Regions from separate parts of the Homo sapiens genome. Here region 2 is linked to region 1. Evidence: chromatin contacts called from ENCODE Hi-C or POLR2A ChIA-PET data. All regions are on one chromosome and are shown on one strand. Each heading gives the region's core, a stretch centred on a gene start or an enhancer-like site at or near the end of the contact. The rest is flanking DNA. Distances are from core to core; before and after follow the strand shown. Region 1 has its middle 66 kb from the start of GPC1. Region 2 holds the start of DUSP28 (dual specificity phosphatase 28).

The links. A loop is a pair of places that touch in the nucleus more often than their neighbours do. ChIA-PET counts read pairs that join two places held with the same protein, here RNA polymerase II (POLR2A). Pooled maps may share reads with other maps.
Region 2: a loop to region 1 is called in a map of ascending aorta, with 1.9 times the contacts of the local background. The contact joins the promoter of DUSP28 here to the enhancer-like site in region 1. A Hi-C loop is called at or near these places in 1 of 168 maps with a recorded cell type or tissue (ascending aorta) and 8 of 50 pooled maps. POLR2A ChIA-PET finds 5 or more read pairs at or near these places in 2 of 52 experiments (PC-9 and activated naive CD4-positive, alpha-beta T cell).

What each region holds. Positions count from the first base shown.
Region 1 is chr2:240,368,575-240,371,515 of GRCh38, reverse strand. No RefSeq gene overlaps it. Among named protein-coding and RNA genes, the nearest start is that of GPC1, 66 kb to the left of the region's middle. RefSeq lists enhancers at 997-1,886, 1-2,941. Within about 2 kb of position 1,260, at least 25 of the 41 ENCODE cell types and tissues checked have a DNase peak (open chromatin) inside an H3K27ac peak, as active enhancers do; they include PC-9 and ascending aorta, where a contact is called at or near this core.
Region 2 is chr2:240,558,795-240,561,635 of GRCh38, reverse strand. DUSP28 (dual specificity phosphatase 28) reads right to left here and starts at 1,279. Exons shown (of 2, transcript NM_001370465.2): 1 at 559-1,279; 2 at 1-306. The coding sequence starts at 951. The coding sequence ends at 169. It also overlaps a transcript of ANKMY1 not described here. RefSeq lists enhancers at 61-420, 451-520, 553-694 and silencers at 791-840, 1,021-1,430.

The DNA of each region.
Region 1 (2,941 bases), core at 11-2,510:
ATCAGAATAAGATTCAGGGTCCCCACGTGTGGCCATCCTCTGTCTGGTTCCCTCAGCGGCAGCCACACCAATGTCCTAGCTGTCCTCGGACCCCAAGCTGACCGCTGCTGCCCTGGGCCTTTGCCTCTGCTGCTAGCCTGTCGGGAGCACCTCCCCTGGTACACAAGGCTTCCTTGCCTGCTTCTCGTCCCTGGAAAGGCCATGGCCTCCCAGAGGCCCTCCCTGGTGTGGAACCGCCTTCCTCTGGTCATGTCCCCCACAGCATTTGGCTGAGCTGCAGGAATTTACTGTCTGTCCCTTAAGAGCTGTTTCTGATGCCGGGTCCCAGAAGATGCTTGTCCCCAGCTCCAACCCTTCCAGGGCAAGCCCCTCACCCTCTGTCAGCCATGGCGGGGCTTGGGGGCTGCAGGGAATACCCAGGGTCCTGTGGATGGTCCACGTGGCCCTGAAGCCTTTGCGGAGGAAACGTGAATTGCATCAGGAATGAAATGAAACGTTGTCACCCACTTCATTTTTCTTTTTTTGAGACAGGCTCTCACTCTGTCGCCCAGGCTGGAGTGCAGTGGTGCGATCTCGGCAACCTCTGCCTCCCGGGTTCAATCTCTTCTCCTGCCTCAGCCTCCTGAGTAGCTGGGATTACAGGCACACACCACCACGCCCGGCTGATTTTTGTGTTTTTGGCAGAGAAGGGGTTTCACCGTGTTGGCCAGGCTGGTCTCAAACTTCTGACCACAAGTGACCTGCCCGCCTCGGCCTCTCAAAGTGCTGGGATTATAGGCATGAGCCACTGTGCCTGGCTCACCCACTTCATTTTTCAATTGGATGTGGCGAATCTCTCCCGAGCCCAGCGTTGGGGCCCACAGGGCCACTGACTCCAGGAGAACAAGGGTCTCTGCCTTGTGTAGGTGGGGGTCATGCTGTCATTCCCCAACCCGTGGGGCAAATCTCCAGGGACTCTCAATGGGGAGACAGCACCCCCCACAGCTTGCAAAGTGGCCCAGGCCTGGTGAGGGCCGTGGCTGTCCCAGGGTCCATGGACAAGTCAGGGCGAGAAACACAGCAGCCTCCAGGCACCCGAGGGTGCTTCTGGGGCCTCAGGAGGAGCTGGGCTTTCTGCATGTGGGTGGCCCAGGGGCCCGTTACAGGCCCATCCCGCTGAGGGCAGCATTCCGGGTAGAGGCCCAGCAGGTGCGGCCACAGACAGCTGAGCCTTCCCGGGATGCTTGTGGCGTGAAGTCAGCTGCCCAACCCTGGCCACTGGCCGCACCCCAGGCTATTTTTGGATCCTGCAGCTCAGAGCCTGCCTTGCTGCTCCCGCCCCTGGAGCTCCTGGAAGTCTGGTCAGGAGTGTGGACAATGCCCCTCTTGTCATACATCTGCCCCTTCCCCACAGCCCCCACCGCAGGGCCACCCTCCTCCCCCAGACACAGCTGGTCCTGGCTGGGCTGGGGTGGGCTGCCTGGCTGAGAGGAGGCTGGCCTTGGACCGGGACCCTGGCATCACGGCAAAGCTGGAGACTCAGGGAGTCCAGGAGGCGAGAGGCTGCCAGGGTTGTCCTGGGCCGTGTCTGTGTCAGCTCGTGTCCCTCCAGGATAAGTGATCTTGGGCAAGGCACACCTCTCTCTGGCAGAGAGGGCTCTGGAAGGTTTTCCCAGGGTCCTCCTCCCTCAAGTCCTCCCATGCCCTGAGGCTGGTCCCTGAGGTTGTTGGTCGGGGACTCCAGTCCTTGCTGCTCAGAAAAGCATGCCCAGTGTCCCTCGCCCTGCCCAGTGTACGTCCAAGGCTGCTGAAAGAATGGAGAAGGCTTCCTTTACTTCTGCCTTCATTCCTTGGACAGATATTAAAACCTGCTGTGTCCAGGCCCTGACTGGGCACAGTGTTGGTAAATCAGGTCTGGTTCCAACTTCAAACAGGCAGCCCTGACCTTGGTGCAGGCAGCCCTGACCTGCAGGCATGTGGTCCCCCGACCTTAGATAGGATGCCCCCGACCTTGGACTGGGTACCGGTGACCTTGGAGCAGGCAGCCCTGACCTGGAGGCATGCAGCTCTCTGCAGAACCAGATGTGGGTGGGGGGGCGGGTGGGGGGGCCATAGTCACTCAGGGCTTGGGGATGGCTGCTCTTTGTTGGGCTGAGTGTAGGGAGGTGGGTTCCCAGCTTCAGGACCAGGTGAATGGGGGATGCAAGCGTGGGTGGGGCAGGTGAAGCAGGAAGGGCAGGTGGGGACAGGTCAGATGACTCTTAGCATCACGGCGGTGGGACCCGCTGTGGTGTTCTGAGCAGACACGAGACAGAAGCTGCCTTCAGGAAGTTTGGTTGCACAGACAAGGGTCAGGAGACTTTAATTTGTGCAGATGAGGTGCCCTGAGGGCATTTAGCAGCTGCTGGAAAGGAGGTGTGGGAGGGCTTATTAGGGAGACATTTAACCCCCACACGGTCGATCAATCGTGAGCCACCTGTGCCTGGATCCTACCTGTCAGAGACGCCTGAGTGGCCCCACGTTCCAGCCTAGGTCCGGGAGACACCTGACACCAGGAGTTGGCCCCAAGACAATGCTGAGAGCAGCTCAGACTCTGCCCGTGGAGTGGCCTGACCCTGGGCACAAGGTGATGGGCCTTGCCAGGCACGGAGCCAGAGAGCAGCCAGGGTTGCCTGTGCCCAGCCTGTTGTGCAATGCAGTGGGGGACAGAGAATGCTCGCTGCAGGGGAAACAGGCCTGTCCTCTCGTGCCCCCAGGCTCTGCCCTGGGTGCCCCTGAGCTTACTCTGTCCCCAGGCTCTGCCCTGGGCACCCCTGAGCTCACCCCACCCCTCCAGGCTCTGCCTGTCTTGGCTGTTTGTCTTGGTATAACAAAATTACCATAGACCTGGTGGTGTAGAAACAAGAGAAATGTATCTCTCACAGTTTGGAAGTCGCGAAGTCCAAGATGAAGGTGCTGGAAG
Region 2 (2,841 bases), core at 30-2,529, 190 kb before region 1:
AAGATAATTTGTGCATCACCTCAGCCGGAAATATAAAATTAAAAGCACTATGTTTCACACACACACACACAAAGGAAAACTCGATATGACAGTGAGGAAGAAGGGTAAAGACCAGCCTTCTGTATCAGTGCAGGGACATCCTTCCTCCAGGCAGCAGGCCTTCAAGCTTCAAGCCTCAGGGCCCAACCCTAAGGCTGGGGGCTCTCCCTGCAGGCAGGACTGGGCCTGGAGGGCCTCCTCATACTTCTGGAGCTGAGACCAGAAGCCCGGGTTCGGTTCTGCTACCGGGCGAGCGCTCTTCACCATCTGCAAACAAGAAGTGTACTGAATAACCCCAAGTCGCGCTAATGGCCAGCAGGGGCCAAGGCGGGCCCAGCTGTAAGAGTGGGCCCCGCCCAACCCGGAAGTGCCTCTCTGCTTCCCTAAGCCCGCCCTCACGAGAGAGACCCGCCCCTCCCGGAAGTGCCTGTCCCAATCCCGAAGCCGGCCCCGCCCGGAAAACTCGTCCCCGGAAGACACGCCCCTCTCGAAACACCGCCCCCCTAAAGGCCCGCCCACCTGGAAGGCCTTCGCCAGGCTGAGGCCGCGGTGCCGCATGAGGTACGCGGTGCAGACGGCGGCCGAGCGGCTGCGGCCGTTCTTGCAGTAGACTAGGCAGGCGCCGCCGGCGCGCACCGCGGCCTCCATGGCGGCGCACGTGGGCTCCAGGTGCGCCAGCAGGTCCTCAGCCGGGTCGTCGAACACGGGCACGCGCAGCTCTGCCACGCCGGGCGCGCGCGGGCCGGGCTGCTGGCGGGAGACGTTGACGCACAGCGTGACTCCCGCGCGCGCCAGCTGCTCCTCCGCGCCCGCGGCTCGCGCGCTCCCGAGGAAGAGTGAGGGCGCGACGCGCACCAACGGTGGAGGTACGGGCGAGGCGGCCCCGCGGCGCCCAGCTTCTGCCGGTCCCATGGCGCCCGCCGAAGAGTCTGCTTTTGGGCCCTGAGGATCTATTTTGGGGGCTCAGGCGCCCGCCCAGGAGTCTATTTGTGGGAGCCGGGCGGGCCGCCGGGCGCCCCCGGGTCCTAGAGGCCTCCGAGGTGGACCAGGCTGGGGCTTGGGTCCCCCGCGGGCGCTGGGCCGGGACAGGGGGCTTGGGTCTCGTTGGGGCCGGGGCATGGCGGGAGGTTTGGGCCTCACCAGGGCGCCGGGGCCTTGGACCGCTCTGCGTCCCATGTTCTCTGTCCCCGGGCGCCGTCCTCCCCGCCCCCGCGGCCTGTGGCACTGGGCTTGCGTCTGTGGCTCTTGGGCGCAGCGCCCTGCCCGCTCTACTGCGGCGTCTGGCGCGGAGGCGTGGCTTGGCCGGGCCCGCCCACTTCGCGTCCGCGTCGTTCGGCTAGGGCCCCGTGGCTACCCGGTGCACGTGGACGGCGGGCTGCGTGGTTCCCGTGTCTTCACCCTTTCCCTAGTGACTGCGTTGTCGGCTTTACGTTTATTCCTTTTTGTGGCCCGCTTTGTAATTGGTGCATTTTTTTCTATGTATTATAACACATGGCTCATAAAATAAAACTAATTTCTATTTTCATCACTTCTTCATAGACCACACTATTCCTTTTGCTGTTTCTAAGTAATTTATTGGGGTCAGCATTGTAACTTTAAAAAATTTAATATCACTTAATGTCCATGAAATTGCCATTTAAGACTCCTTCAATTTTTCTGACATCTGGTAATTTTCAGGCAATGGATACACTGAAAAGCAACTGTCTCAACAGCCCTACAGACATTTAGCAATTGAAGTTTCAGTTGCATACAGTCTCTCTCTGGGTTATCGTCATTGCTTTGTCCATCAGCCTTCTAGCATTGGTAACTGTCAGATCTTTATTGCAGCCTGGGGTTCACTCTTGAGCTAAAGACTCAAATATGTCTGCAGCCAGGTCTTCCCTGGTTGCAGCTCCAGACATCACCTCCGTGGAGGTCTTATCAGCATCTGTTTCCCACTTCCTCCACCCTAAGGAAGGACTCCAACTTTCCTAGGATGGAGGAGTGGAATTCCCTTTTTTTCCCTGGCGTTCATGGGAGCCATTGATTAGGTTGGGACACTGTCTCCCTCCGCTTTCTAGGAGTTGGCTCTGTCTCTGGCCAAAAGTGAAGGCCACACTCCCGTGACTGCTCTGGGAATGAGCTTGGTGTCTAATAACCCATGAAGGAGAGAGCACTTTGGAAGGCTCCTCTGTTCTCTCATGGCCATAAGGGGAAGCCAGCCTTGGGTGAAAGCAGAGGAGATGGGAGAGCCAAGGTCCTTGATGCCACTGTTGGGCCACTGAAATGAATCAAACAAAACCTGAAGTCCCTCCTCCTCCTGGACTGTTTCATGAATCATCATCACCCTTTACGGTTGGAGGATGGTTGAGGTGGGTTTTCTGCTCCAAAGCCTGCTACTTGAACCATCATGCTCCCACTCCATTGAGGTAATGGATTGGGAACCAATTCATCCTAAGTGTCTCTGCATCTCATTGCCACACTTAGTCTGGGCCAGCCTCTGTCTCCTGGACTTGGTGCTAGTCCCCCACAGTGTAACCAGAATGTGCTTGCTAAGAACAGAGGGTTTCTACATGTTGGTTCTGACTCCTTAGCAAGTTGTAATTCACAACTAATGTGGGTTGTGAAATCAATTCTGTGGGTCATGATCAGCATTTTAGTTTTTAGAGAAATAATAGACTACATGAAAATATTAGAGTGCATGCATGTAGTATGCCGAACTTTTAATGAAACATTTTTCTGAGTGGTTTGTACTGGGTCGTGGTGTAAAATGAGATTTTAGAGAGAAGTGAACTCAACAGACAGGCACTGGCGTGTGGAGGC